Linked DNA regions of Homo sapiens: region 1 is linked to region 2. A link is an interaction called in ENCODE POLR2A ChIA-PET data of the cell type or tissue named here. Cell type or tissue: B cell. All regions are shown on one strand. Each heading gives the region's core, and the rest is flanking DNA. Links, peaks and the distances in the headings are about the cores only.

Region 1 (15,723 bases), core at 7,034-11,033, 72 kb before region 2:
CCAGGTCTCTCAGAAGTAAATCCTTTCCCTTCTATGTCATGCCATGTATCATAAGGTCTTGGGTTTTATTTATAGACTAGAAGATTCTCTTATTTATGTCTGCACCCCTTGCTCTAATATGATGGCACTCAAAGTTAGGTCCTCAAAGAGCATTTGCTGAAATGCACTGAGAATGAAGAGTAGCACACAAGCTATTTTCCAAGTGAGTTGACTCGGAGCCACCCACGTAAGGGTCTTATTCCTAAATCAGTACTTGTGCTAGAGGTTTGTCTCTCCCAGTAATCGGCTGAGAAAAACAGAAAATCATAGCTTCCTAAACTTGGCTTCTTCTACTTTTTTTTTTTTTTTTTTTTGAGATGGAGTCTAGCTCTGTCGCCCAGGCTAGAGTGCAGTGGCGCGATCTCAGCTCACTGCAAGCTCCGTCTCCCGGGTTCAAGCTATTCTCCTGCCTCAGGCTCCCGAGTAGCTGGGATTACAGGCATCCACCACCATGCCCAGCTAATTTTTGTATTTTTAGTAGAGACGGGGTTTCACCGTGTTGGCCAGGCTGGTCTCGAACTCCTGACCTTGTGATCCCCCCGCCTCAGCCTCCCAAAGTGCTGGGATTACAAGCATGAGCCACTACGCCCGGCCCTAAACTTGGCTTCTCAATCAGCCACCCGACCTTATCTGCTTCCTTATTAGGCTCAAGCCTAAAGCATATTCTTAAAAAGAAAGAAGGCTGGGCGTGGTGGCTCACGCCTCTAATCCCAGCACTTTGGGAGGCCCAGGCGGGCAGATAACGAGGTCAGGAGATGGAGACCATCCTGGCCAACATGATGAAACCCGTCTCCACTAAAAATACAAAAATTAGCTGGGCGTGGTGGCGCGTGCTCGTAATCCCAGCTACTCAAGAGGCTGAGGCAGGAGAATTGCTTGAACCAGGGGAGTCAGAGGTTGCGGTGAGCCGAGATCCCACCACTACACTACAGCCTGGCGACAGAGTGAGACTCCGTCTCAAAAAAAAAAATTAAAAATATAAATAAATAAATAAATAAATAAATAAATAGAAAGAGGAGGAGCTTGATTAACACACTCTTGGCCAGCATCAAGTTAAGTTTTTCCTTGTGTGCCATTTAGGGTGTATAGGAAAGAGTCCAGAAAGCACACTACCTGGGAACAGGTTCCATTCCATCTAAGTTAAGGATACCTGTAAAGTTCTGTTCACACACACTTGAAACGATGGATCGGTATGCATGCCAAAAATATCTTACAGACATGCCCAAGAGGGAGAAACAAATATAATGTGTTACTTTGACGTTCATATAATAATTGGTCCATACCTTAAGGAATGAAAGTTGATATTGTTCTTTAAAACATTTGCAGGCTGGGTGTGGTGGCTCACACCTGTAATCCCAGCATTTTGGGAGGCCAAGGTAGGTGGTGGGTCACCTGAGGTCAGGATTCGAGACTAGCCTCGCCAACATAGTGAAATCCCATCTCTACTAAAAATACAAAAATTAGCAGGGCATGGTGGTGGGCGCCTATAATCCCAGCTACTCGAGAGGCTGAGACAGGAGAACTGCTTGAACCCGGGAGGTGGAGGTTCAGTGAGCCAAGATCTCACCATTGTACTCCAGCCTGGGCAACAAGAGCCAGACTCTGTCTCAAAAAAAAAAAAAAAAAAAATTGCGTTATACCTGCAATATATCCGTAATGTGTATTAATGTTGTTAATGTGCTATTTTCCATTATTTGCATATTCTACTTAGCTATTTTATATAATTATTTTCTCAGCAAATACTAATTTTAAACAGAAAAGCAAACTTCCACTTCTCCAAGCTGTTAAGGTTTTACTTAGCAATATTTAATATACACAGTTATATAAATGTGACTAGTTATAACTTGGCAATATGTATGAAAAGCTTTAAAAATGCATATACCCTTTGATCCTGCAAGGTTATTTCTGGAAAATCCTAAAGGAAATGGGCTCCAAAGGTTTATGCAGAAGGCTGTTCATCATGATATTGTTTAAAACTGAGGGGAGAAATGGAAATAGGACGGGACCATTCATAACTTGCTGCAAAAGAACATTCAATGACAGAGGAAATATAGACCATCTATTTCTAACATATTGTAAAATAGGTTACGCAATTAAAAGTATAATATGATTGCAATTTTTAAAATATACACACAAACTACAGAGCAAGAGTCAGATACAGCAGTATCTCTGCATCCAAAGCATTTATCAAAGTGCTTAGCACATACTAAATACTCCATAAAAAATATATATTTTTATATATTATATATAATATATATTTATATAGGTATATAAATATATTTATTTTATGTATCTATATCTATAAATTTTATATATATATATATATATATATATATATATATTTTTTTTTTTTTTTTTTTTTTTTTTTTCGATACAGAGTCTCACTCTGTTGCCCGGACTGGAGTGCAGGGGCATGATCTCAGCTCACTGCAACGTTCACCTCCTGGGTTCAAGAGATTCTCCTGCCTCGGCCTCCCAAGTAGCTGGGATTACAGGCACTCGCCACCATGGTCAGCTAATTTTTTTTGTATTTTTAGTAGAGACGGGGCTTCACCATGCGGGCCAGGCTAATCTCGAAATCTTAACTTCAAGTGATCTGCCTGCCTCAGCCTTCAAAATGCTGGGATTACAGGTGTGAGGCACCGCGCCTGGACTATAGTTTTTTTTTTTTTTTTTTTTTGAAACGGAGTCTCGCTCTGTCGCCCAGGCTGGAGTGCAGTGGCAGGATCTCGGCTCACTGCAAGCTCCGCCTCCCGGGTTCACGCCACTCGCCTTCCTCAACCTCCCCAGTAGCTGGAACTACAGGCGCCCGCCAACACGCCCGGCTAAATTTTTGTATTTTTAGTAGAGACGGGGTTTCACCGTGTTAGCCAAGATGGTCTCGATCTCCTGACCTCGTGATCCGCCCGTCTCCACCACCCAAAGTGCTGGGATTACAGGCGTGAGCCACCGCGCCCGGCCGACTACAAATATTTTTTAAAAGAAGTTGCAAGCTTAATTGTAAAATTATATCTTTTTTGCAAACTTAATTTTGAATAAAAACATAAATAAAACCAAAAACACACACACAAACAGTGGTCGTTTCTGGGTGGCGAAACTGCAGGTGCCATATTTTCTTCTTTGTATTTTTACATAGTTTCCAAATCACCTCTATAAGTAATTTAAAAATCAATAAGAACTATATATTTTTAAATACAGTTTAATCAATAGAAGGCTGTCTAAGAAATGTGTAGTGTATGCACAGAATGAAATATCACACAGCCAGTTAATGACAGGGTAGGGCAACTCAATGTCTGCAACTGGTGCAGAGAAGGTCCCCAGATACTTTGCTAAGTGAAAACCTCACGGTGCACAGGGACAGCTCTTCTTACTGACAATGGTTCTGGTGCTTTTTACACATGATGCTACACAGAGAGACTTTAACCTTCAAAAACATAACCCTGAGGAATAAATACAGTTTAATTTCCATATGGACAACAACTAGGAATGAACAAGTAAAAGTTTAACCACATTTACTAAGAGTAAGCATGGCTTCAGTTCTCGATATTTATTAGATTGAGCAATGTAATTGATTTTTTTCCTCTGGGCAATAGGTTGGTTTTGCAGAGGGCTCCTCTCCTCCTTCAACTCTTAAAAGAAGCAAACCTAACTTCAGATGACTTTGTTTATTTGAAGCAGAGGTCAAGCATGGTAAAATTGAGAACTGTAAGTTTGAAGGAAAAAACAAAAATCCAGCAATCTGACTAGAGGAGAAATAAGTCCTTGCCCATCTGTTAGTAGAATACGAACTGGAATAACCTTTCCATATAGCATTTTGTCACTGTCAATCAAAACAAAAGTTACACAGCCCTTTGACCCACAGGCTTTCCTAGGAATTTATATTTCCAACATCCACATACAATGGTGTAAAGAAATGTAATCGAAAACACTTCAGCCTTGCTTGGAATAGCAAAAAAACAAGAGAGACTTTTAATAAGTATGGTGCATTGTCACAGTGGAATACCTCACAGCCAATAAAAAGAATGTAGCTTTGTGGATTTGGAAAAGTAGCTAAGATATGAGTTAAATATACAGACCTAATCCCACTTGTGGGAATAAAATGTTCCACATATGTGTGTAAAACCTTTAAAAAGAAATAACAGGGGCCGGCTGCACTTGGTGGCTCCCGCCTGTAATCCCAGCACTTTGGGAGGCCGAGGCGGGCAAACAACTTTAAGCCAGGAGATGGAGACCAGCCTGGCCAACACAGTGAAAGCCCGTTTCTACTAAAAACACAAAAAGTAGCTGGGCATGGTGGTGCACACCTGTTAATCCCAGCTATTCTGGAGGCTGAGGCACAAGAATTACTTAAGCCTGCTAGGCAGAGGCTGCAGTGAGCCAAGATCATGCCACTGCACTCCAGCCTGGGCCACAGAGTGAGACTCTGCCCACCCCCCCAAAAAAAAGAAAGAAAGAAAGAAAGAAAGAAAGAAAGAAAGAAAGAAAGAAAGAAAGAAAGAAAGAAAGAAAGAAAGAAAGAAAGAAAAAGAAAAAAATAATAAGTATCACTTTACAGAAAATGACACAACTTGACAACTTGTTGGGGGTGGGGTGGGGGAAGAGGGAGAACATCAGGAAGAATAGCTAATGGATTCTGGTCTTAATACCTAAGTGATGGGATGATCTGTACAGCAAACCACCATGGCACACGTTTACCTATGTAACAAATCTGCACATCCTGCACATGTACTGCTGAACTTAAAAGCTGAAGAAAAAAAGAAAAGAAAACAACACAACTCACTGTCAACAGAATCACTAAACTCAGGGCTGAGGCTTTGTGACTGCATGAAAGAGTTGCAACAGTCAGTGACAACCTTACAAAGGTTCCTACTGAGCTATCAGGGATTCCGAACTTCATCTTGGCCTATAAGGAAAGTTAAACTCTACACTTCTTTCACATTCAGAGACAAAGCTCAGACTGTGTTTCACTACACTTAAAACTGAATTCAAGGCTGGGTGCAGTGGCTCATGCCTTTAATCTCAGCACTTTAGGAGGCCAAGGTGGGTGGATTGGTTGAGTCCAGGAGTTCAAGACCAGCCTGGGCAACATGGCAAGACCTTGTCTCTAAAAATATACCAAAAAAATAGCCGGGCATGGTGGCACATGCCTGCAGTCCCACATGCCTGTACTTGGGAGGCTGAGGTGGGAGGGTTATTTCAGCCCATGAAATGGAGGTTGCAGTGAGCCAAGATTGTATCACTGCACTCCAGCCTGGGTAACAGAGTGAGACCCTGTGTCAAAAAAAAAGAAAAAAAAAATTCAAAGTCATATACTTGTTCAGCAGAAAATAACTCTCTAGAAATAATACTTTCAGAAACACTCTCCGCATATACAGAAAACAGTTCATTTAGATTGTTCAGGCACGGATGCAAAAATATGGAAGCACAAATATATTCTCCCAAGTTGGTATGCTATGATGTCTGTACAGAGACAAGCATTCTAAAAGGTGAAATAGAAAAATTAAAGACAATGTAAACATTTATTTATTGAAGACTTTAAATGATGGCACCTCTGCACAATGGATGAGACAGATCTATGTATGTGCCACTATGGGAGAAAGTTCCCAGATGTGTGGCTGAGCGGTGAAAAGGAAGATGCTGAATATATATTCAGCGGTGGGCTTCCATTTGTGTGTGTGTGTTTAAGATGGGGGAGGAGGTACATATAAATACATGCATGGGTGTACATGAACCTCCTCATATGCATGCTCTGTGTAGTGCCCTCTCACACTGAATAGTGCTGACCTGTGTAATCAGAAGGATATTGTGGGATTCATGTTGTATTGACTTCTGAGCCTGGGTCATGAAAAATAAGGCAAATTCCAACTTGCTTTTCTTTTGATGGTTCTCTCAGGGAGAAGCTGGCCATCACATCGTGAGGACACTCAAGAGGGCCATGGAGAGGACCATGTGGTAAGGAACTGAGACCTCCCACCAACGGCCTTGTGAGTGCACTATAATGGATGCACATCAGCAAGCCCCAGTCAAGCCACCAGATAAGACTGCAGCCTCATGGGAAACCCTGAGACAGACCACCCAGCTAAGCTGCTTTTGAATGCCCACAGGAACCATTAGATAACAAATGTACTGCGATAAGCAACTAAGTTGGGGCAGGGGGTAATTTGTTATGTAATAATAGATAATCAATACAGTACATATATTTCTAGGAGAATATCCACAAGAAAATGTTAACTGTGGTTACCTCTGGAAATGAGAAATAATACAGTGGGGATAAGAGGTGGGAGACAGGCTTACTTTTCATACTATACCACTCAGTTACATTTTACACCGGGGCAATTTTTCATGTATTACCTGAAAAAATAAAAAAGAACACATAGTAAGATGTGCCCATATATGAAGAGAGTGTTCAGAGAGGGCTCAACTTCCTGTGGAACAGGAGGCAGGAAAAAGAGCTGGAGCTTAAATAAGGTTTGATACAGTGTGGAAAAATGAAAAAATCACCTTCAGTAAAAAACCTCTAAAATTTTTGAAAGTGTGACACATTTTGCTGACCAAAATTTAATCCTGATGTGATGATGACTAGAGCAAATTTTGATCCTCCAATGACATGCTATTACTATCCCTTAAAATGGTGCAGCACAAATGATACCACTACTATGTCATTTAATTCATGTTTGAGGAAATCACTCAGGCCAGACAATAACAAAAATATCTGTCTTGCCTTTATTTGGTGGCTGCTATACTCTCAGTAAAGTCAGATGGGTCTTGTGAGTGTTAAGAAAAATTTTCCACAACCTGAAAATAAGGTCAAGAATAATAAGAATAAATAAGGTCCACATGCATTTTCTTGCAATGTTCTAGGAAGCCATAATTAAAAGGGTCCTCTAAAGACTCATTTTCTGAGAGAGTGTATTGTTGTTTGACTTCACTATTTACTATTAATTGAAAGCTCATACTCTGTGAAGTTACATTAAGCCATTTGTAGCTTTGTGTCAGGGAGAGACGTAAATCATTTCTGTCCAGTAGAAGAGATACTTCCAAAGCTTGGGGCCCATTGCCTTGTTGGATGTTAATCAGTTCTGCAACTAACCTCGTGAATTTACTCTGATATTCTTTATTAAATTGCTTATTTAAACTCCAGTTGCTCAAATGTGCTTTAAACTGGTTTTAACATCTTAGTAGTTTCCTCATAAATTGATGGGTTGAACAACATCTTTCATAAGTGCTCTATTTGTAAAAGAATTCTTTTGAAAAAAATATATTTTGAAAGATGAAATATGCATTGAAAAAATTCAGGGCCAGGCTCATGCCTGCAATCCCAGCACTTTGGGAGGCTGAGGAGGATGGATTGCTTGAGCCCAGGAATTCAAGACCAGCCTGGGCAACAAGGGTGAAACCCTATCCCTGAAAAAAAAAACAAAAATTTAAATTAGGGGACATGGTGGCATGCACCCATAGTTCCAGCTACTTGGGAGGCTGAAGTGGGAGGATTGCTTGAGCCCAGGAAGCGGAGGTTGCAGCGAGCCGAGATTGTATCACTGCACTCCAGCCTGGGTGAGAGTCAGAGAGACCCTGTCCCAAAAAAACAAATAAATAAACAAACAAAAATTAAGGATGATACTTTTAATATGGTAAAAACAGTTTCAATACACATCCATTCTTGACTGTTATAACATTTAAGAAAATTGTGCATTAAGAAAGCAAACCAAAGAGATTATTGCATGTCTCCCATTTCTGAACTGGATAAAAAGGAGACACTGTTTCCCGTGTTATTGGACATTACAGGCACTTCCGGTTTTCAGAATTTCTAGTGTTTTACTTTTGAAGAAAAAGAGGATTACCTTGCAAAAGCCTGCCTCCCCTATAGAGATGAAGAGCCAGGGCAGCCTCGCAGTTCTCAGCCAAGATGAGGTTTGCAATCTCAGATCGGCTTTCAAAGTCAAAGGCATCCTTCAAAACGCACACGTGCCCTGCAGCCTCTAGATGGGCCCTTTATCAAAAAATACAGAGAAAGGAGAAGATGAGGGGAAAATGTTAATATGTAACAGGTTGCTGCTACAGTTAAGACTTTTTTTTTTTTTGGTTGTTGTTGTTGTTGTTGTTGAGACAGAGTTTCACTCATGTTGCCCAGGCTGGGGAGCAATGGTGCAGTCTCAGCTCACTGCAACCTCCGCCTCCTGGGTCTCCAAGCGATTCTCCTGCCTCAGTCTCCCAAGTAGCTGAGACTACACGTGTGCACCACTACGCCTGGCTAATTTTTTGTATTTTTAGTAGAAACGGGGTTTCACCATGTTGGCCAAGCTGGTCTCAAACTCTTGACCTCAGGTAATCCACCTGCTTTGGCCTCCCAAAGTGCTGGGATTACAGGCATGAGCCACTGTGCTCAGCTACTATGATTAAGATTTTAAATGAATTCCACAAGATGACTTATTTACTGAATCACCCTTTGTAAGCACCCTGCCTTAAAATACAAAAGAAGGCCTAGAATCAATGACATTAGCCATTCATCTGCCAGTCTCAGATACCCAGGACTGTGGCTGGAACCGAGGCCATTGGAAGGAAGATTGACCCAGGAGGCCCTGACAGCCTTCAGACATGGGGCACACACTGCCACCTCCAGTGGCATTTGCCATACCAGACAGCAGCTCCTTTTCTATTTCCTTAATTCCACATTTTCTCTCCTGTCCCTGAATTGTGGTATCTAAAGATTGTTTTTGGGCCTCTGTTGCTCGGTTCTTTGAAAAGACTTCAAAAGTCACCTATTATCATAGCTTCAAAAAAAATACTTCCTGGTTTTTCCATTCTACCTGCTACACACACACACACACACACACACACACACACACACAATATTTATGTCTTTCAAACATGTCTCTTCTCTTTGTCTCCACCTTAGTTTCAGCTCCTGGTAACATAAATATAAAATACCTCATAAACAAAAAAGAAATTTTTTCAATAGTGACAACAACATGAACAAAATCAGAAGACAAATGAGAAACTGGGGAAAAAACTATTTACGACTGTTACTATAGAAAAAGGCTCATCTGCTTAATATATAAAGAGCATTCGTAAATCAATAAAGAAAAAAGGCTAACAACACAATAGGAAAACGGACATGAGGGCTGGGTGAGGTGGCTCACGCCTGTAATCCCAGCACTTTGAGAGTTCGAGGCAGACAGATTGCTTGAGCCCAGGAGTTTGAGACCAGCCTGGTCAATATGGTGAAACCCTGTCTCTATAAAAAATATTTTTTAATGCACTGGGCATGGTGACACATACCTGTAGTCCTAGCTACTTGGGAGACTGAGATGGGACTACTGCTTGAGCCTATGAGGTCGAGGCTGAGTGAGCTACGACTGTGCCACTGTACTCCAGCCTAGGTGACAGAGCAAGACCCTGTCTCAAAAAAAAAAAAAAAAAAAAGCCAGCCACAGTGGCTCAAGCCTGTAATCCCAGCACTCTGGGAGGCTGAGGCAGGCAGATCACTTGAGGTCAGGAGTTCAAGACCAGCCTGGCCAACAGGGTGAAATCCTGTCTCTACTAAAAATACAAAAATTAGCCAGGTGTGGTGGTGCATGCCTGTAATCCTAGCTACTGGGGAGGCTGAGGCACGAGAATTGCTTGAACCCGGGAGGCAAACGTTGCAGTGAGCCAAGATCGTGCCACTGCACTCCAGCCTGGGCAACAGAGTGAGGGAAAGAGAGAAAGAGAGAAAGAAAGAGAAAAAAAGAAAGAAAGAAAGAAAGAAAGAAAGAAAGAAAGAAAGAAAGAAAGAAAGAGAGAGAGAGAGAGAGAGAGAGAGAGAAAGAAAGAAAGAAAGAAAGAAAGAAAGAAAGAAAGAAAGGAGGGAGGGAGGGAGGCAGGGAGGGAGGGAGGGAGGAAGGGGAAGGGGAAGGGAAGGGAAGAAGGAAGGAAGGAAGGAGAAAAGAAAAGAAAAAGACAGAAACAGAAGGAAAGAAAGAAAGAAAAAGAAAGAAAGAAAAAGAAAGAGAGAAAGAAAGAGAAAGGGAGCAAGAGAGAGGAAGGAAGGAAGGAGGGAGGGAGGGAGGGAGGGAAGGAGGGAAGGAAGGAAGGGGGAAAGAAAGAAAAGAGAAAAAGAAAAATAAAGATGGGCACAAAATTGCAGTCCATAGAAAAAGAAATACAACTGGACTCTTGAACAAAGAAAATGATGCTCAATATCAGCCATCTTTTTAATCCAGAAAATCTGTAAAGATTAAAATGTTGACCTGAGGCCTCCTGAAATAAACACTCCTATACATTATCTGTGAGAGAGCAAATTGGTACAACCTCTCTAGTGGGCAATGCAACAGCAGCTAGAAAATTTTAAATGCACAAACCCTGTGACCAAATAACTCCACTTCTAGATATTTATTCCAAAGATGGACTTGGATATATGTGCAAAAGCATGCACCCAGGAATACGCACTGCAGCTGTGAAGTAGCAAAAAGACCAAAAAACTACCTCACCGTGCATCCGCAGGGCCCTCGTTATATTATGGTAGATGGACCTAATCATGTTCTTTTGCCATCAAAAGAATGCAATAGATCACTATGAAGTATTAAGAATGAATTCCAAGATTCACTATTAATGAAAACAGAGCACAGTGAAGAATACTTTTGGGTATATACACTGTGTGGGCATAGAATATCTCTAGAAGGATACATTAAAAAGAGATAACAATGATTGTGTCCAAAGAGGAGAGTCAGGCCAGGTGCAGTGGCTCCCACCTGTAATCACAGCACTTTGGGAGGCAGAGGTCGGAGGATCATTTGGGCTCAGGAGTTCGAGACCAGCCTAGACAACATGATGAAACTCTGTCTCTACAAAAAATTTAAAAAATTACCTGGGTGTGGTGACATGCACCCGTCATCCCAGCTGTTTGGGAGGCTGAGATGGGAGGATCGATGAGTCCAGGAATTCAAGGCTGCAGTGAGCCATGATCATGCGACTACACTTCAGCCTGGGTCTCAACAGAGCGAGACCCTGTCTCAAAATGAAAGAAAGAAACAGAGAGCAAGAGAGAGAGAGAGACAGAGAAAGAGAAAGAAAGAAAGAGACACACGAGCTTTTGTATTGTTGGATAGTTTTTACCACATGCATATATTATCTTTTTAAATTGTTTGAGGTGTGTATGTGTGTGAGTGTGAGCGTGCGTGTGTATGTAGATACACAACAAATGGGACCAGGTCTCTTTTCTGATTAAAACCTGCAAAGAGCTCACCGTATTCAGCTCAACTGTCAGTGGCATGAGAATGGGGACCATTTCTATCCTGCTTAGGGAATCAACTAATGGCTGAGCGTGTCTCTGGGATAAATGCCTCAGCCCAGAACACAGCTCACCCTGCATGGCAGAAGTGCACTCCACTCCAACCACCCTCCCACAGCAGGACCTCTGGCACATCACGCTTCCTTCTTGAGTCTCCACGCCGCTGACATGACACTTCCTAGTGCCAGCTCCTTCCAGAGAACTCTCCTGACAGCCCCAGTTCCTACACACCACAGTCTCTCAAAATTCCCATTTTGTTTTGAGCCTATCTCTGTTATAACCCCTCTGCACTGCATTTATAGGGAAGATGGAGTCACATCTTACTTGGGGCACTGATTACAAAATCAGCACATACATGAAAATCAAGTACACTTAAAAGTACCCTTGAATCGGCCAGGCGCGGTGGCTCACGCCTGTAATCCCAGCACTTTGGGAGGCCGAGGTAGGCGGATCAGGAGTTCGAGACCAGCCTGACCAACATGGTGAAACCCTGTCTCTACTAAAAATACAAAAAAATTAGCTGGGCATGGTGGCATATGCCTGTAATCCCAGCTACTTGGGAGGCTGAGGCAGGAGAATCGCTTGAACCCGGGAGGCGGAGACTGCAGTGAGCCGAGATCGCGCCACTGCACTCCAGCCTGGGCGACAGAGCGAGACTCCGTCTCAAAAATAAATAAATAAATAAAAATAAAAAATAAATTAAAAAAAAATTACCCTTGAAAATCTCTTAAATCATCCAGACAGTACTATAGAACAAAGTTCAAGTCCAACCTAGCCCTTTTTTCTTTTGTAATTCCAGCAATGAAATAGTTATTTATTCAGCTGAACACCAGGTGAATTAACTGGTGTGCATTTAGGAGCAATATTGCACAAAATCATGAGTAAAACAAAGAAGAGGAGGACAAAGATCAGAGGAGGAGGAAGTAGGGGGAGGTCTAGAGCCTTTAAACACTGTGTTCATAAAATGACCAAGTTGCTAGGACTGTGGGAGCCACAGAGAAACATGAGGTTCAAATCGTCTGACCCTGGGGCATATGGTGAGATTCTACACTGTACTAATATGTGGATGATATTTTTCTCTCTCTCTTTCTGTTTCTTTTTCATAACGTAAAGTGTCACAACATCACTGTGCAAATAAAGAATAACTAGGGTCTTGAGACTTAGGTTGGTTTAACTTACTGAAGTGCATCGTGTATCTTGAGCCTACCATTTTCACTGTTAATTTTGATCCAGTCATTGTGGGTCAGTAACATTCCTTCTCTCCCCACCAAACCTAGTATCCTTTGGAAATGCTGAAGGTAACTGACCAGCAGGATCAGGAAAGATGCCTGCAGCAGTCAAGCTATCAGCTCGCTTCAGCCTAAAAAAATATAAAATACATCACACAAAAATAAGGATTCAACATGCTTCTGACCATGGTTGAATAATTGCTATTTTATGTTCTTCGTAAAGCTCTAAGAAATGAGAAGCCAAAAATAAACACTGATAGATGGAAAAGGGGCTGAATTCTACTTGGAGAGTCCATTCCTGAGGGACTCATGACTTATGCAGAATCGATACAGCAGAGTGCGTGGAATGCAGGTGGTTACATAGAGACAATCGGTAGTTTCTGATTTATTAAGGTGTTTTTGTTTGTTTGTTTTTGAGATACGGTCTTGCTCTGTGGGCCAGGCTGGAGTGCAGTGGCATAATCTCAGCTCGTTGCAACCTCTGCCTCACGGGTTCAAGCGATTCTTGTGTCTCAGCCTCCAGAATAGCTGGGATTACAGGCACGTGCCACCACACATAGCTAATTTTTGTATTTTTAGTAGAGATGGAGTTTCACCATGTTGGCAGGCTGGTCTCGAACTCCCAACCTCAGGTGATCCGCCTGCCTCAGCCTCCCAAAGTGCTGAGATTACATGCGTGTGCCGCCGTGCCCAGCCTATTAAGCATATTTTTAAATGGCATTTTGACACTAACTTTGCAATCTCATAAATATTCTAAATAAATTTGTCTAATCTAAATTATTCATGAACTAAAATTGTACCCTTGTTTCTGGCTGACTTGCAACACCTTTAAATCGATCTATGTTCTCTCCTTCTGTCAAGTAATAATTCAATTCAACTAATAAATTCACTAAGCACCTATTATTCCCAAATAATTCTGATTTGATTTAAAAAGGCTTTCTTGAAAACAAAAGCATCTCCCATAGAGATTTTGGGCACTTGGCAGGTCCACAAAGAGAAGAAGCCTATGTGTGCGCGCCTGACTCAAGATTCACAGACGCTCTGTGGCTCCCCGGCCAGCAACCAGACTCTTTACTTGAGTGTACAGTAGAGTTTGGTCATTTCTGTGTTTTGGTTTTGTTTTTTTGTTGTTGTTGTTTTGAGACAGTCTCAAAAATATTTGCTGGAGTGCAAATTTATTTACTTTTTGAGATGGAGTCTCACTCTGTCGCCCAGGCTGGAGTGACCGTAATCCCAACAGGCTGAGGCAGGTGGATCACATGAGGTCAGGAGTTTGAGACCAGCCTGGCCAACATGGTGAAACCCCGTCTCTACTAAAAATACAAAAAGTAGCTGGGTATGGTGGTGCATGCCTGTAATGCCAGCTATTCAGGAGGCTGAGGCAGGAGAATTGCTTGAACCTGGGACACAGAGGTTGCAGTAAGCCATGACAGAGCAAGACTCTGCCTCAAAAAAAAAAAAAAAAATAGAATACACACAGGAACTCTTTTTTAAAAGACTGCAAAAATTCAATCACCTAACAGGCAAAGTGACTAGATCAGGAAGTGTCTTGAACTCAAATGTCAATTGAGATCAGGTGAAATTCAATGAACTGGAGGTGAGGATGGTGAAATCATAAGACAGGATGAGCTCTGCACCGAACAGGAGGGGACGCCCATCTGCAGGGTCAGGCCCCCATAGTCCAGTAAGATAAAGAAAGCCACCTGGGGCAGCTGAGCACTAAAACTGTGCCTAATCCAAATAGAAAGGCACTCAGTGTGAAAGACACACGCAGCTCGGTTAGACATGCACACGTATAATATATATTACTACTTATACGTAAATATATAAATTATATGTATACACATATTTATAATGTGTATTTCAAATATGTTTTATAAATATTCTATTTATATCATAAATATTTCAAATATATAATTTATTTCAAAATAGATGGGGCTGGGCATGGTGACTCACAACTATAATCCCAGCACTTTAGGAGGCCAAGACGGGTGAATGGGTTGAGCCCAGGAGTTTGAGACCAGCCCGGGCAACATGGCGAGACCCTGTCTCCACAAAAAATACAAAAAGTAGCCAGGCGTGGTGGTTCACGCCTGTAGTAGTCCCAGCTACTCGGGAAGCTGAGGTGGGAGGATGGCTTTAGCCCTGGAAGACAAGGCTGCAGTGAGTCAAGACGGTGCCACTGCACTCCAGCCTGGACGACCGAGTGAGACCCTGTCAAAGAAAAAAATAAACGAGGCTGGGTGCGGTGGCTCACGCCTGTATTCCCAGCACTCTGGGAGGCCAAGGCGGGCGGATCAACTGAGGTCAGGAGTTCGAGACCAGCCTAATCAACATGGAGAAACCCCGTCTCTACTAAAAATATAAAATTAGCTGGGCGTGGTAGTGCATGCCTATAATCCCAGCTACTCGGGAGGCTGAGGCAGGAGAATCACTTGAACCCGGCAGGCGGTGGTTGCAGTGAGCTAAGATCGTGCCATTGCACTCCAGCCTAGGCAACAGAGCGAGACTCCATCTCAAAAAAAAGAAAGAAAACAAACAAAATAGATCAAAATCATGTTTAGACATGTTGAGTGAAAGAGAATATAATATTAAAGTTGATTTTATCTGTTTCTTTTTGCTATGTTTAATGTGACTACTGGAAAATCTGACAGGACCCATGGGGCTCACATTATGCTTCTAGGCGAGAGTGCAAGGTCAGACCCCACTGGCTCTGGCAGTCGGCACCCAGCTGATCGAGGAGCTACTCACTGCTACAAGGTCACCAATCTACCCAGAGAAGCCAGGCATTTCAACATCTGTGAGAATCTCCCCAATTCCAACCTCCCTAATGGTATTTCTCACTCCTTCAAGATCCACAACACCTGTTAGTCCTCTACATCTTCAGAAGTTCCCGGAGGCCTGCGTTTCCCATTTCCCTTCTCCATACGGACGAGTGACGCTTTTGGGCGGGGTGTTGCCTCTAGTGTCTGTTCCCACACGCTCCTTCCTAATACCTCGACCCTCCCTGGCACTTACTTGAGGAGGACGAGCCCCATCTCCAGATCCAAGGGTGCTCCTGCAGGCTCATGCCAATCAAAACATCCGGCTCTCCACACACCCACCCCTAGACGTTCAATTCTGGGACCTGGGTCGTGTTTTCAGAGACTCAACCTCAGAGGTTCTCCATGGGCCTGACCTGGGATT
Region 2 (15,723 bases), core at 1,286-5,285:
TTGTTACGTAATAGATCATGATTATTTAAGGATTTCAAATTTTTATCTCTTAGCTTATGGATTTTTTCCCATTTAAAAGATTTTCCCTTGGGAGACCAAGGCGAGTAGATCACCTGAGGTTGGGAGTTTGAGACCAGCCTGGCCAACATGGTGAAACCCCATCTCTACCAAAAATACTAAAATTAGCCATGCGTGGTGGCGCATGCCTTTAATCCCAGCTACTCGGAGGCTGAGATATGAGAATCGCTTGAACTCAGGAGGTGGAGGTTGCAGTGAGCTGAGATCATGCCATTGCACTCCAGCCTGGGCAACAGAGTGAGACTCTGTCTCAAAAAGAAAAAAAATTTCCTATAATTTTATTTATGGAATCTTGGAAAGTTTTATACATTTCTTTAGGTTCTCTACCTTTTATGTTAGGTTTATTGGTAACTACTTTATGTATTTTCAGTTCCTCATATATGGGATTTTATAAAATTCTGTGAGTTTCAGTGAACTATTTTCAAATGGTCATTCTTTGTCTTCAAATAATATAGTTTCTTTTTCTGTCTTTGTAATAATTATATCTCTTTTTCTCTTTTTCTTTGATTCAACGTTAGTCTCATCCTTGATTTTAATGGGACTGCCACTAGTAGCTCACAGTTAAGTTGAAAGTTTATCATTGCTTGTTAAAGTAGGTATTTGTGATGACATTAAACATCTAGCCAGCATGAATGTTGGATTTTTTTGGGGGGGGTATCCAAGGATAATTGCATCTCCCCCCGGCTGCCTTTGGCTTCTCATGTATTTTATTTATATTATTGTATTAGCTTCCTGACATTTAACTATTCCTGCGTTTTAGAAGACAAACCCTGTCTGTTAAAAGAGGCTGATGTTGGTCCTCTGACCTGACTTTGCAGCTGTGTCATTGAGCACGTGTGCGTCTGTGTCTAGAATCGGCCTTCGTCTGCGGTTGTTTTTGGCGGTTTCAGTGAGGTGATACAGCTTCTTAAAAAGAGTTGGTGTACTCTCTTTTTCTCTGTAGGCAGGAGAATATTTTAAGGGGACAATAATTATCTTTCTGTTCTCAAGGAGTTCCAAGCATTTGCCTAGCTTGAAGTCATCTGGAGTCCATTACCTCTCTGAGAAGAAATTTGATAACTTTTTCATTTTCAAGACAGGGTCTCCCTCCCATCACCCAGGCTGGAGTGCAGTGGCGTGATCTCAGCTCACTGCAACGTCCGCCTCCCTGGTTCAAGCGATTCTCCTGCCTCAGCCTCCACAGTAGCTGGGATTACAGGCGCCTGCCACCATGCCCGGCTAATTTTTGTATTTTTAGTAGAGACGGGGTTTCACCATATTGGCCAAGTTGGTCTCGAACTCCTGACCTTGTGATCTGCCCACCTTGGCCTCCCAAAGTGCTGGGATTACAGGCGTGAGCCACTGGGCCTGGCTTTCATTCACTTTTACTTATTCTATTCTATTTAATAATGAAAAGATAATTTAATGCTATGAATTTGCTTGTTATTACTACTTTGGTCAGTTCTTGTGTGCTTTGATTTGTTTTAATGTTCTCTTTCTTGTTTTCTGTGAATATTGAAACTGGTTTTGGTTTTCTTTTTGATCTAAGACTAATTTCAGAGAATTTTTAAGTTTTACAATATTGATGTTTTTGTTTATACTTTTGTTAATGATGGCAAATTTTGTTGAGTCAGGAGAGATTATGGCTTTTATAATTCTTGCATTGGGGATTTCAAGGCTTCCGTTATGGCCAAATATCACTCTCTCAAAATGTTGTAGGTGAATAGCATGATTCATGTATTGTAATACTACCAACGGTATTAATTAGGTCTTTTACAGCAGGAGTCTTAAACTCCAGTACTGGCAGTGGGCCTGAGGCCATGGGGATGAGTGCATGGTCCAAGAATAACACAGTGGGTCTGTGGTGAATGGGAAGGCACAGACAGGTCCTGCCCGAACACTTTCTAAAACACCATGTGGGCTTAAAACATAAGTCTGTCAGAAGGGAGCCCCACGAGGACCCGGATCTTTGTGTCTGTCCAATTCGTCGTGTCGTCCCGGACATGTTGTAGGCCTCAAGAATTATTTGTTGTCATGAAGTCGGTCTGGGGCCTCGCTTTCTATTTGTGTCTGTAGTTTGTAAACTTTATGCCAAATAAAGCTGTATTTTTTTTTTCGTCTACCTGTTCTGACAAGGACAAAAAGAAGTGTATTCCTGTGAGATTCTAGCAGCCAGATGGTATTTTAATTCACAGTAAAGTTCATGATTTGTGTTGTGTCTGGATACTATGTGTCATCCATAGTGAAACAGCCGTTGGGTTGGAAGGTAGCGCATGTGGCATCGTTGAGAGCCGGGTGTGAAGCCTGGCCTCAGCTCTGCCAGTTGTCTCCAAGTCTCATTTTCCTCATCTTCAAATGAGCTTGGGTTATTTCTCCCCCCAGCTTACTGTGAATAATAAATGAGGTGCTGTCTGTGAATCCATCAACAAAAGCGGCTCATCACACAAGGAACAATTCATACATGGCACCTATTGGTTATTTTGGTTTTTGATTCTTTTTCTCTCTTCTTGGTATTTTTGTTGACACCTCTTCCCTTTATGATTGTTTGTCTGATACATCCTGGCCTGTCCTCTCCTTTATTTACAATCTTTGGGTTATATTATGCTTTAGTTCTGTGTATTAACCGTAATACTCAGTTTTGTTTATTTTTTGAACTGATACAAGTGGATGACTTTTATCTGAAGGATTTGGCTCATTTATCCTGACTGCTGTGTTGATTATCCAGCGTCGCATCCCATGCTTGTTTTTACTGGGTGCCCGCTTGCCATGTCACTGTCACTCAGCCTGAACCCTGCTGCTTTTCGGCCTGTCCCAGCCTCTCCAGGGCTCTCAGTTGTTCACAGGCAGGGTCATTTTCCCCATTGGCTTTGCCTCTCCGCCTCGCTCGTGACTGGGGGCACCCGTCCCGATCCTGGTTTCCGCAGTGTTGGCTGTGTGTGCGCCTTTGCCGCTGCTCATCTCTCTGCCAACAGCCTCACCAATAATCAGGCCTATTTATTTTCTCATTTTCTCTTCTCCTAATTCTTGATCTCATCATTTGTGTCTCTCTTAAGCCAACGTCCCCTTAATTTCTTTGTTACCTTTTTCATCCTTAGTCTTCAGAGTCTGTGTTTTCTTGAATAATAAGACAAGTTCTCTGGTAGAACTATGCCAGTAGCAATAGTAGTATCTTTCCCATTCAGGTTATAAAATCTACTTATTGTCCTCCGCATGAGTAACCTTCCCTTGTCCCGCCCCCTGCAGACACTTTGGTGTCATCCTTAGGCTCTCCTCCTCTCCTGTGAAGGAGAAAAGTGGTATTCAGCTTTCGTGTTTATTTCCAAAATAGACCTGAATTTCTGCTTGAGTTGCATAGGTTCTGTTCCCATTCAAGGAGTGGGGACCAGTGTAGTCAGCTATGGTCCCAGGGGAGCAGGTGGGAGCTGAGGACCTTGGGTGTCTAGGGGAAGCCATTGTCACACAGTTCATTCTTCGTGTTTGAAGGCGCTGATGCCAGGGCTAGGGGTGCAGTGCTATGGTTGCTGTCAGCTGCCCTGTCGGGAGGAAGGCTGTCATTTGGGGACAGTCCCTATTGTCACTACCAGCCTTGCCTGATTAAGATGCCCTCAGATGCCCTTTCCAGAACAACTAAGGGCTCTAAATAGTTTGCTGTCCTTGCCTGGGTCTGCGTTTATGTTTCTCCCGTGGAGGGCGGAGTGGAAGGATTGGGTTTCCCTTGACACTCTTCCAGGGTGGGGCTGCAGGTTTTCTGATGGAAGTAAGCTGTGGGTTGGCTCGAAGGTCTCTCTCTACTTTGATCCTGGAGAATGTTTTCACTTTGCTTGGCATTTCAGTTGAGATTTGAGGTGGAAATTCCAGAGTTTGTGTTCTCATCGCCCTATGGATCATATCCTGGTCCTTTCTCATGCTCAGGTTTTAGAAGGAACATTTTTAATATTTTCATTCCATTGCCCTCTGACCAGACCTTTCTTCATACTCATGTTTTAAAATAAACATATTTTACATACGCTTTAAATATTAGGGCCTGTGACCTAATTTGCAATAAGAATTCTTTATAAAATAAAACTTGGTGGTATCTTTAACCTAAGGACTTGGACCTGCGAATAGATGCTTTTACACTTTATTTCCAGTGGCTGATTTTTGTTTATAGAGTAGGAGCTGCTGCCCTTGCTTGTTTTTCTCATGTCTTTCTGTTACACTTGATAGGTGACCAGTAACTTAGCCTGCACCTGCAGTGAGATCTCAATGCTGCTGAGAGCACAGGTTGATTTGTGAAGTCAGCTTACTTTGTTGCAAAGATTAAGCCTACCCTATGCAGGGAAACCAACATCATCATCATCATTATTATCATCATTTGTTGTTATAATAATAAATCAGTAGATCACCTTCGATCCATCACTATGATTGGAAGAACATCTCAGTATTACCTGCTGTTGGGTAAAATAGCACTACTGTTAATTCTACAGTAGGACTTTTTAACTTTCTCCTACTCCCCTTTGTAAGAGACAAACGAGGTATGGGTGAGCAATCCAGATATTTGAGGATTAAATGAAACATGTTGAACATCTGATTTTATATAAGATGCTGTAAAAAGCCGAAGTGAAATAGGTGTGCTATGCCATGACCTCCACTCAGCCTGCTTAGGAGGCTGAAGGCTGGGGGCCTATTAGTCCTGGGGGAAGCTGTGATTAGACGTGGTCCTTTCACGCATCAGAATCACGTTTGCTACGAAGTCTCGTAGCCAACATCAGATTTTTAGATTAACTGTAAATGTTAATAAATGAATATTACACTAACCTACTTTTGAATTCTAGGAATTTTGGAGAGTAAAAGGCTGAACCTTGTTAAAGAGAAAACCATTAATCAGACCATCGGCAACGTCGTCTACCATGCTGCCGATCTGTCGCTGTGGTGGCAGGTGCCGCAGTACTTGCTGATTGGGATCAGCGAGATCTTTGCAAGTATCGCAGGTGAGGACCTTTAGTGCCGGAGGTGTCTGAGTCCAGGCACAAGCGTGAGCGCTCGGGCATTCTGACTGTGCTGTTGGAATATGTTGAGACAAGGATAGCACAGCACTTCTGTAGTTTTTGGCAGTGTGTGGTTTAGAATATGAATCGCTAGGTAAACACACCAGTGCTGAGGTTCTCCATTCTTTGTGTAAAAACAGTATCGCAAAATATTTTCATGAAAGTTTGTTAACTACCTTGTAAGTGCCACAGGACAGAGAAGAAGAAAGCAATCGTGGTTGGATAGTTCCCAGCGGAGCCCTCGGCCATGCTGCCGTGGTGGCTGGGCTGAGCTCACAGCTCTCAGTGCGCTTCGTTTAGATGTACGTAAAGAAGCAGATCTAATTTTTAGAAACGTGTTCTCACAGGCCTCCCTTTTCCTATTAGTGAGATCCTGCAGTGGTTGAACAAGTGTATTCTGGGCAGATCTGTCCGGCTGCTGAGAGTGAGAGAGAAGAGAAGATGAGTGATATGCAGAGGTGGATGGATGTGTGGGTAGTAGTCAGTGGTGGTTTTCACTGTAGAAAACTCATCCAGAATTGGCTAATGAATTTGTAAAGGGAATAAATCACAACGGAATGGACTTCTATTTAGAATACACTACAAATCTCCGTGTCTAGTTATAAAAATCTAAATTTATAGATGGGCCTGCCAAAATAGTTTTGAAGTCTATTGCCCTTGTCACGGTGGCTCATACCTGTAACCCCAGCACTTTAGGAATCCGAGGCGGGTGGATCACCTGAGGTCAGGAGTTCGAGACCAGCCTGGCCAACATGGTGAATCCCTGTCTCTACTAAAAATACAAAAAATTAGCCAGGCATGGTGGCACGCACCTGTAATCCCAGCTACTCGGGAGGCTGAGGCAGGAGAATCGCTTGAACCAGGGAGGCGGAAGTTGCGGTGAGCCAAGATCCTGCCATTGCACTCCAGCCTGGGCAACAAGAGCAAAACTCCGTCTCAACAAAAAAAAGATAAAGTATATTGCCTCTGAAATAGAATCCTTATGTAGATTTCCCAGTTTAGTGTGTGTACTTTGTTTTCAAACTCCCATTCCTTGACAATATAGGAAAATTTTTTCTCTAATCTCTTTAAGGAACACAAAAGTCTAAGAGCCAACAAATCACATTACCTTTAAGCTTGAGAGCAAGGAGTTTAACTTTCTGCTCATTGAATTTATTAGGAATTATCCTAATGGCTAGGAGAATGAACAGTTGGCCCATAGCCATTGATTCTTGGTCGCTAGTAAGCATCGTCCTCCTAATAGAAAAGAGGTTGTGCCTGTCTGCAGGACTCAGTCCCTAGGAGACCCCACGCTTCCTCTGCTATATTAGGTGAAAGCTTTGATCCCATGTGTTAAAGTGCCCCTTTCACAAAAACGACCCTCCCTTTTCTTTCCTCAGGCCTGGAATTTGCATACTCAGCTGCCCCCAAGTCCATGCAGAGTGCCATAATGGGCTTGTTCTTTTTCTTCTCTGGCGTCGGGTCGTTCGTGGGTTCTGGACTGCTGGCACTGGTGTCTATCAAAGCCATCGGATGGATGAGCAGTCACACAGACTTTGGTAAGAGCCAGCATCCTGTCCCTTTTGAAAATAGCCAGTGAGGGGGAGGCGCAGGCACTCAGGAGATGGCTGAGTGAGCGGAGGTGTTTTCACGTGGATGGCCTGTCCCGAGCTGCCTGTCCACCGCTCCTTCCACAGCACTGCTCTGTGCTGCTTGCATCACTGTGTTTCCTTACATCATGAACGGTTTTCAGGAGACAAGCAGGCCTCTCTTCTCATCCCAGGGGCCAAGCCTGCCCTGGCCACAGCCCAGCGAGCAGCTGCTGCAGCCACCGCTCCTTACGGGGACGTCCTTGACAGACAAGCACCTTCTCCACGCCCGTCCAGCTCAGTCTTCGTGAGGCAGCTGAATCTGTACCCCAAGCTTCCCTTTCTTTAACTTGGTGGTGTACTTTCGTTTTCTTTTCCTAACAGCACCTTTTCTGATACGAAAAAGACAAGATAGATAGTAAGTTACTTTTAAAAATAAACATATTACTTGTGATCAATCATAATGGGTTTTTACAATTAATACCAGTAGGTGGCATCTTGAGTGTTGAACAGAACCACTCATAAAAGCTGAGTTTTGCTTTCTCCAGGTTTACGATGCCTTTAAATGGACCCAGCAAGCGAAGGTTTCTTCTTTCTTTTCCTTTGTAAAAATATTTTATCTACAGAAACAACCTTGTTACTTTTTCTTGTATAATCATGTGGCATTTGCTCTGGTCCGGTAGTACTTAGCCACTTTTAGGTTACAAATCCCCTTGAGAATCTGGTGAACGTTTAGGGACTTTTCTGCAGAAATTGCAGAATTCCCAGAGCCCTTCCATGAGTATAGGCCTGTGGAGTCCTAATGTAAAGCCCAGAACTCCAAGCCACCAATGTCCCATGGACACTTGTCACTGATGTTTTCTGGCTGTGGGTGCCACCTCCATGGCCAGCTCAGGGCTGCTTGCTCTGAGGAGGACATGTGGATTTGGGGCTGGTGTTTCATTCCCACCTTCTCCTGAAGATGAACAGCCCGAGGAATAAGATCCTCTTGTGGTACATGGGACAGACTTCCTTCAAAGAAAGACCAAAGTCCATAGTTCTGAAGACGAAGATTCTGGTTCTTGGTTTTTGTTTTATCTTTAAATGTGTCATAAAGGATTGGCTGGTCATTCTCGTTGCTTTCTAGTCATTTAATCCTCATTCTTAATTTAATTTCACATCTCAGAGTTGACCTTTCATTCATCATTTCTGTCTGACAGGTTGTTTGTGGACTTCCCCTGCATTGGTGCTCTCAGGGCGTGTGTGCTGGGGATGGGCCAGGATCTGTCTGTTGTTTTCAAGAATGGGAAATGTTTCATGAAGGAGGCGTGTTTGCCAGCAGCCCCCAGGCTGTGCCCCCTGGCTGCATGGCAGCCTCCTTGGTTCACACCAGTAAGGAGAGTTGGAGCTCATCTGTCGAGCAGCCCTTGGCGTCCTGGGTAGAGAAATAAAGGCTGTGACATGGGAAATCCACAGGAAGCCCGCTCCTCAGAGAGAGTTCTCCCTGAATTTGTGTGGCCTTGGAAGGAGCAGCAGCTCTCAGGCCAGGTTCCGGGGGTGTCTGTGCCACCCTTATCCCTGGCCCTACCTCACCATCTCGTGACCGACACAGGAAATAGCTTTCTGTAAAGTCACAGCACTGTGAAGGGAGAGTCCCCAGAGTTTTGTTACATTGTGTTTTTCTTACCGACCTCCCAGCAGGCTCCTTTTATTAGTGTTATTTAAGCTGGGGAGAACGTGCATACCATAGTAAAGGTCTCTAATCTTAAGCACAGCTTGCTGTGTTTGCAGTCTGGATCTCAGTGGAGGAACTTTTGGAAGCCCTCCTTGCCTCTCTCCTTAGTTTACTGCCCCCCTCAGAAGGTAAACCTGTTCTATTCCAGCGTTGGTCCCCACAGGTTACCCTCGCCTGTCCTGTGCTGGGCTGTGGCTGTCTCCTTTCACTTAGCACTTCTGTCTGTGAGCATCTCCCCTGTACTTCTGAGTACTGCTCCTTCGTACGAGCCGTCACGAGGCATTTATCCATGCTGTTGTCGGTGGGTGCCCAGATGTTGGCAGTGTGGGGCTGTTGTGAATACCTGCCCTGCCTGTGAGCCTGGGGGGCGGGTGCGCTCATTCCTTGGGGACCCAAGAGTCTGTCTTGTCAAATGTCAAAACCCTAGTGTTTGCCATCTTCCTGTGTAATTATCCTTCTGTCTGTGAAGAGGCCCAGGAATGCACGGCAGGTTTTCTCCCAGGCGACTTAGGCGTTTCCGAATACCCTGTGTAATGCCACCCTGAGACAGACCCTGACGAGGCGTGGTGTGTCTGCCTGCGGGCTTGGACCGCACCTCCACTCCCGCAGGGCCGCGCAGCCTTCAGTTCATGTGGCCTCAGCCTTCAGTTCACGTGGCCTGCCAGCTTTAGCTCGGGAAGTTTTCAGTGACTGGTACATTTGGGGAGACTCGTATTTCAAAATAGGCACATAAAATGATGTCGTTTATATTTTGATGACAACCTCGTCTCAGTAGCGTCAAATGCCAGTGTTGGGACAGCAGTGACAGCTAGTGCCAGGCTCCAGGAAGCTGGGGTTTGCATTTCCACTGAGTGCCCAGGACAGAGCCTGGTAGGTCGTAAGGGTTGAACGAATAGTGTAAAACATCTGTTGAAAAAATAAAGCTTTAGTCTGGTAGAATTCAGGGTATTAGCAGCTGTCTTTCTAAATCAGTAGACACAGGAAATGATCTTCTTTAATTGGTGTGAATGAGCACTCTTTAAAAATGTGTGAGATCTCACCATACAGATGTGTGGGTTTTTTTTTTTTTTTTTTTTTTTTTTTTTGAGATGGAGTTTCACGTTTGTTGCCCGGGCTGGAGTGCAGTGGTACCATCTTGGCTCACTGCAGCCTTTCACCTCCCGGGTTCAAGTGACAATTCTCTGGCCTCAGCCTCCCAAGCAGCTGAGATTACAGGCGCCAGCCACCACGCCTGGCTAATTATTTGTATTTTTAGTAGAGACGGGGTTTCATCGTGTTGGCCAGGCTGATTCTGAATTCCTGACCTCAGTTGATCACCCACCTTGGCCTCCCAAAGTGCTGGGATTACAGTCATAAGCCACTGCGCCTGGCCCAGACGTGTATTATATTGTGTTTATTTGATAAATGCACTGTTGAACATGCAGTATATGTTCAGATAGAAAAAGGAAGTGCCAGAATAACCCAGCTTTAAAAAGGTCTTCAGAAGAAAGGAAGTCTCACTTTTTAAAATAAACAAATGAGAAAGTGTTTTTGAAGAGGAGCAGAAAATGGAGCAACTTGATTCCAGAGCACTCGCTCCCCTCGTGATGTTGCCGGCCACACGCACCTGCGACCTCGTGCAGAAACGTGCAGCAGTGCTTTCCAGCTGGTGGCAGGTGATGTACATGGTACGGAGACAGAGGGACGCCATGGTGGCAGGAGCAGCCGTGGTGGAGAGCACAGGGCGACACTCGGCTTGGCCTGGATGACCAGTCATGACGAGCTAAAAGTCCTGCCGTTTTCTGCTCACACGTCGTTCCCACGTCTGCACATTGAGTGGTGATGTTAGCCGGTGCTGGCTGAACTCTGTTCTCTGGCGGAGAGACTGCCAGTTTGCAGAGTGGACAGTTCCAGACCTCTGTGAAAGGGGGATCATGACCGTGGCACGTGTTGCTAGCACCCTCACCGCGTCCAGACTCCCTCTTGAGTGCCTTTCTGAAATGCTGCTCCTCGGCGCTTTCCCCATTTTACAGATGAGGAAACTGAGCACAGAGGTCTCAGAGGCCGGATTCAAGCCTTATAGCTTGAGCTGCATGGCCCATGATCTTATCCTCTGTGCTGTCCAGCCTGCTTGGGATGCAGACGTTGCGTGTAAAGTGCCTCCATAGTGCCCGGGACTCGGTTGGGTATTCAGTGTATGCTAACTCTTTGTATTAAAGTATGCAGAGGTATCTGCTTGTGTCAGTTTGAGGATGCTAAAACCTGAACATGTTTAAGACACATTCAGAAACCAGCTCATCTCTTCCTTTGATACATTGCCCAGCTGTCGGCCCTGGTGTGTTGGGTGTGTCAGTGACCCATGCAGTGAATCCAGAATTCACGATGTTCAGGCTGTGTCATAGTGCAATCTGTGATGCTAAAAAGTGCACAGGTTCCATAGCCAAGTTACAAAGACGCTCACCTCAGGATTCGATAAAGAGATAGTCAGGCGCTCTTTTGTTATCTTCGCATCTGCCTTCCTCAACAATGCAGTTCCAGGCCAATCATAACTATAAATGGAGGAAGTTCCCCTGAAGTAGTTGAGGAGAGGAACACTGCCTCAGAAAAGGCAGGAAGGAAATAACACCAGACCGGCTAACACTTGTTTCTGGTGGCAAGAACACAGGAAGGTAATTTTTTACTTTGCCCAGCTGTTCTGGTGTGGGGGGATTAGCAGTCACAGGAGGCTGGGTTGGCAGGTTTCCCCTTGCTCCTGATTTGCAGCCTTGTCGTGCGGCCTTAGGCACACTCTCCGTCGACACTGTCCCCTTCACCACCGCATGTGTGTCTGCAGGCCACGCAGGGATTTTCCTGAGTACTGGGGAGCTACCTTTTCTAGTTTCCTCAGGGAACCTCCTCCTTTTACCTTACAGAAGAGAGGGATGGGCTGCTAGGGGCAGGTGGGGGGCTGCAGACAGCCCACCTCCAGAGCCCCCGGTGGCGATGTATCTGACTTCAGGGAGCTTCTTCAGTGGTTTTGAAAGCAAGATGCTTGTGCATTTTGGACTACAGAGACAACATTTGTTACTTTTTTTATGACTCCAGTTAAACCTTAGTGGGAACCAGATTAAATAGTAAAGTCTTGAAAAAATACCTGTAGCAGCGCAGCTTACCTGCCGCTTTCCTTTTGTTTTCTCCAGGTAATATTAACGGCTGCTATTTGAACTATTACTTTTTTCTTCTGGCTGCTATTCAAGGAGCTACCCTCCTGCTTTTCCTCATTATTTCTGTGAAATATGACCATCATCGAGACCATCAGCGATCAAGAGCCAATGGCGTGCCCACCAGCAGGAGGGCCTGACCTTCCTGAGGCCATGTGCGGTTTCTGAGGCTGACATGTCAGTAACTGACTGGGGTGCACTGAGAACAGGCAAGACTTTAAATTCCCATAAAATGTCTGACTTCACTGAAACTTGCATGTTGCCTGGATTGATTTCTTCTTTCCCTCTATCCAAAGGAGCTTGGTAAGTGCCTTACTGCAGCGTGTCTCCTGGCACGCTGGGCCCTCCGGGAGGAGAGCTGCAGATTTCGAGTATGTCGCTTGTCATTCAAGGTCTCTGTGAATCCTCTAGCTGGGTTCCCTTTTTTACAGAAACTCACAAATGGAGATTGCAAAGTCTTGGGGAACTCCACGTGTTAGTTGGCATCCCAGTTTCTTAAACAAATAGTATCACCTGCTTCCCATAGCCATATCTCACTGTAAAAAAAAAATTAATAAACTGTTACTTATATTTAAGAAAGTGAGGATTTTTTTTTTTTTAAAGATAAAAGCATGGTCAGATGCTGCAAGGATTTTACATAAATGCCATATTTATGGTTTCCTTCCTGAGAACAATCTTGCTCTTGCCATGTTCTTTGATTTAGGCTGGTAGTAAACACATTTCATCTGCTGCTTCAAAAAGTACTTACTTTTTAAACCATCAACATTACTTTTCTTTCTTAAGGCAAGGCATGCATAAGAGTCATTTGAGACCATGTGTCCCATCTCAAGCCACAGAGCAACTCACGGGGTACTTCACACCTTACCTAGTCAGAGTGCTTATATATAGCTTTATTTTGGTACGATTGAGACTAAAGACTGATCATGGTTGTATGTAAGGAAAACATTCTTTTGAACAGAAATAGTGTAATTAAAAATAATTGAAAGTGTTAAATGTGAACTTGAGCTGTTTGACCAGTCACATTTTTGTATTGTTACTGTACGTGTATCTGGGGCTTCTCCGTTTGTTAATACTTTTTCTGTATTTGTTGCTGTATTTTTGGCATAACTTTATTATAAAAAGCATCTCAAATGCGAAATCCATGAGCCGGTTCTTTGCGTGGTTTGTCCTCAGTCGCTGCTGGTGTGGCGTGTGGATTCCTCCCCTGTCGTGTAGAAGGCGCAGAGCTTCCCGAGTCGGGAACTGAGGGGAGGGTGGGGAAGTGCGCTCCTGCACAGCCCTCGGATGCTCCGGCGCGTCTCCTGATTCTGCAGCCTCCTCTGCATGGAAGGGTAGTTTCAGCATTTGGAGAAGACAAAAAACAAACCAAAAAACCCTCACGTTGTTGTTCGTTGTGTAATAGAAAGTATAGAAAAACTATAGAAAAATACAAGACATTTCAACCAGTGGAAGTAGGATAGAGTGAATACAGATGACACTCATGGTATCACTGGATCTCAGAGGGGCCGGAGTTGTGAGCCCAGGTTAAAAAAAACGGGGCAGGTTTCGAAAAGCCTTGTGCTACGAAGGATACCACTTTCCGGAGACAGAACTCATGTCTTCAGGATATATCACATGTAAAAATAACCCATGGTGTCAAACAGATTTTCTTCATAAGGCCTTTGCACAAAAGGGGAAAGGCAGGTGGCGTCGGGAGAGCTCTCGGATCCTTCCTCCGGTGCGTTGTGCCCTTGATGCCCCGGGCTGTGTGAACGGTGAGTGAGTAACCACATCCATCCGCTCCGTCTGTCCCGCCAGCCCCTGCTCCTAGCTAGGTGCACCCTCGATGTTACGAGGGAAATTCTCTCCAGAAAGTCAGTTGGAGGGTTGACAGAGTCATCAGGGTACCAGCCTGTGATATTGTGATGAGATAAGAAACAGATGTGGTCTGGGCCCTAAATCCCTGGGACAGAACTCCTGCAACCCCTGTAGATAGGGCACGAGGAGAAGCCCACATTTTCATATTTGCTCTTTGACCCCTTGACCCCAGCTCCTGGCCTAGAGCTGCTAAGGCCTTTGTAATTTCCTGGGTGATGGGAGCATCTTTTGTTCTAATGAGGCCATCTGTGGTGGCTCCTGGACAGCCTCAGGAGAGGGGGTGCTTGCTCGGGGAACCAGTCTGGTGATTGGAGTGGGGGGACTTTCAGCCCTCCCCCTCCCCCACCTCCAGGAAGTTGGGGGGGTGGGGGTAGAAGGTGGAGTCGATCACCAGTGGCCAGTGGTGTGTCATCAGTCATGACTACGTAATGAAGCCTCCATAAAACCCCAGAGGCCTGGGGTTCTGAGAACTTCCTGGTTGCTGAACTCATGGGGGTTCCCCGAGGGTGGCACACCCAGCGGGCATGGGAGCTTCCCGGTCCCCTTCCCACACACCTCACCCTGCACACCTCCATCTGCCGTTCCTCTGTGCCCTTGTCACAGCCTTGATAATAAACGGGCACGCGTGAGTAAAGCGTTTCCCGAGCTCAGAGCTGCTCTGGCAAATCAGCTGAACCTGGAGAGGGAGTTCCTGCTCTGTAGTTGGTCAGAAGCGTAGGTGACAGCCCACTACTTGCGCCTGGCATCTGCCGGGGCGGGCAGCCTCGTGGGCCTGAGCCCTCAGCCCTGGGATCCTGATGCTGCCTCCAGGTGGGTGGTGGCAGGGCATATGCCAGGATATTATAGGATGCTCAGTGTCCGCCGGAGCATCGTGTGACGTGGGGAAGGAGAGCCACTTTCCCATCCTGCATCAGAAGTGTTCTGTGAGAGTAAAGACTGTTTTTTTATCAGACAACTTTTTACATTTTCTTCTGAATTTAGATAGTTGATCAGGTTCACCCTACAGCATGAAGCGGTGATTGAATAAATAAGCATGAAACATGTGCCTGCCCTGAAGACGTCGGTGTGTGTGTAACTGGCTTTTCTTGGCCTCATGAAGCAAACGTCTTCTCGCTCCATGTGAAGATGCTCAGCCAGACTTTCTTTTCGGGGAAGCTGGGCAGGACAGAGCTTTTCATTTCTCCACAGTGTCATGGGCAGATGGGGAGAAAAAGTTCTTAAGACTGACAGGGACCCACTGGGCCTGTGGTCAGTGATCCCAGGGTGAGACTGCGACCGCATGTCCTGCCTGAATTTGCGGACGGGCTGTACAAGTACAGGGTCCCTGGGGCCGGCCTCGTGCCCCCCACCCCCAGGGGCCGAGATGCTGCTTCCCGGAGGATTGGAGAGCGCACAGTACCACATCACATCACACTTCCCAACAGCCCATCATCTCAGAGTCACACCAGGCCCGTCCTGATCACTTCTGAATTCTAGGTAATAAAAAATGGATGATCCTCAATATTACCAATTATTTCACTTGGTGCAAAATCCCATCACCTGGAAAAAAAAGCACATTAAGCAGGAGCGGAATGCTGCAATAATGTGAAACTGCTGTGTGCCGCAGAGTGATACACACTGTTATTAACACGGGCCACATATGTTAATGGGGATTCTCAAACAATGAAGTCACTTGAGTAACTATTTTTAAATGTTCATTCTCACATGTTCTTCTTTTGGAAATAGGGCCTTTTAAAGGAGATAATGCCTACAAAGTGATTTGTTGGACTAGAATCTATTAAGCAAATGAAAAGTACAGAATGTAAAGGGTGAAAGAAAAAGCAGCCGAATGATGGAAAGCTGGATAGTAACAAGAAAACTCAGCATTTGCTGGTTTCCAAATGAGCTAAGCATGCTCAGGTTGTCAAAGGGCTGCATGGAGAGGAAGCCAGCCCAGTGCCAGGGACCTTGTTTTTTCTCTGTTTGACCGAATCCCAAACCAATGCATCGTGAGAGACGTGTCTTGAGACGAGATGAGCAGACACCCCCAGACGTTCAGGGACTAGGCCTGGTCACAGCCTCCCAGTGGTGAGGACGGCACAGAAACCTGTGTTCTGGTCTCTGTGCCGGGCTGTGTCTCTAGTGACATCAAAATTCAGCCACAGAACGCATAGGGAGTTGAGGAGGCCGACAGGTAGCACGGCATTTCCCAGAAACGCAGGATGAGCCCCTTGACCTCTAGGGCTTTGATGGTGGGAGTTGAAGTTGGGCAGGTCCATTGCATAACTCCCCTTACCCATCCCTAGCATCTCCCTGTTGCTTAATCAGAGCTGCTGTCAGGG

The links. Peaks named below come from ENCODE experiments on the same cell type or tissue, not always from the same donor. Only the 100,000 strongest peaks of a DNase experiment are listed, where the experiment ranks them.
Region 1: POLR2A ChIA-PET joins it to region 2 with 5 read pairs; 4 of 35 experiments call an interaction of 5 or more read pairs at or near these places.

Annotation. Positions count from the first base shown.
Region 1 is chr12:128,868,220-128,883,942 of GRCh38, reverse strand. GLT1D1 (glycosyltransferase 1 domain containing 1) reads right to left here. Exons shown (of 12, transcript NM_001366886.1): 2 at 7,881-8,029. It overlaps LOC124903084 (a long non-coding RNA gene), which reads left to right and starts at 12,228. Exons shown (of 3, transcript XR_007063603.1): 1 at 12,228-12,345; 2 at 15,192-15,337. In B cell, for the core only: no CTCF peak of the experiment used is centred there; no DNase peak of the experiment used is centred there.
Region 2 is chr12:128,790,158-128,805,880 of GRCh38, reverse strand. SLC15A4 (solute carrier family 15 member 4) reads left to right here. Exons shown (of 8, transcript NM_145648.4): 6 at 4,872-5,027; 7 at 6,464-6,622; 8 at 11,525-12,687. The coding sequence ends at 11,685. Among named protein-coding and RNA genes, the nearest start is that of SLC15A4, 26 kb to the left of the region's middle. RefSeq lists enhancers at 2,448-2,947, 2,948-3,449, 8,083-8,377, 8,371-8,600, 7,518-8,717 and 4 more. In B cell, for the core only: no CTCF peak of the experiment used is centred there; a DNase peak (open chromatin) is centred at 3,541; H3K27ac peaks cover 687 bases.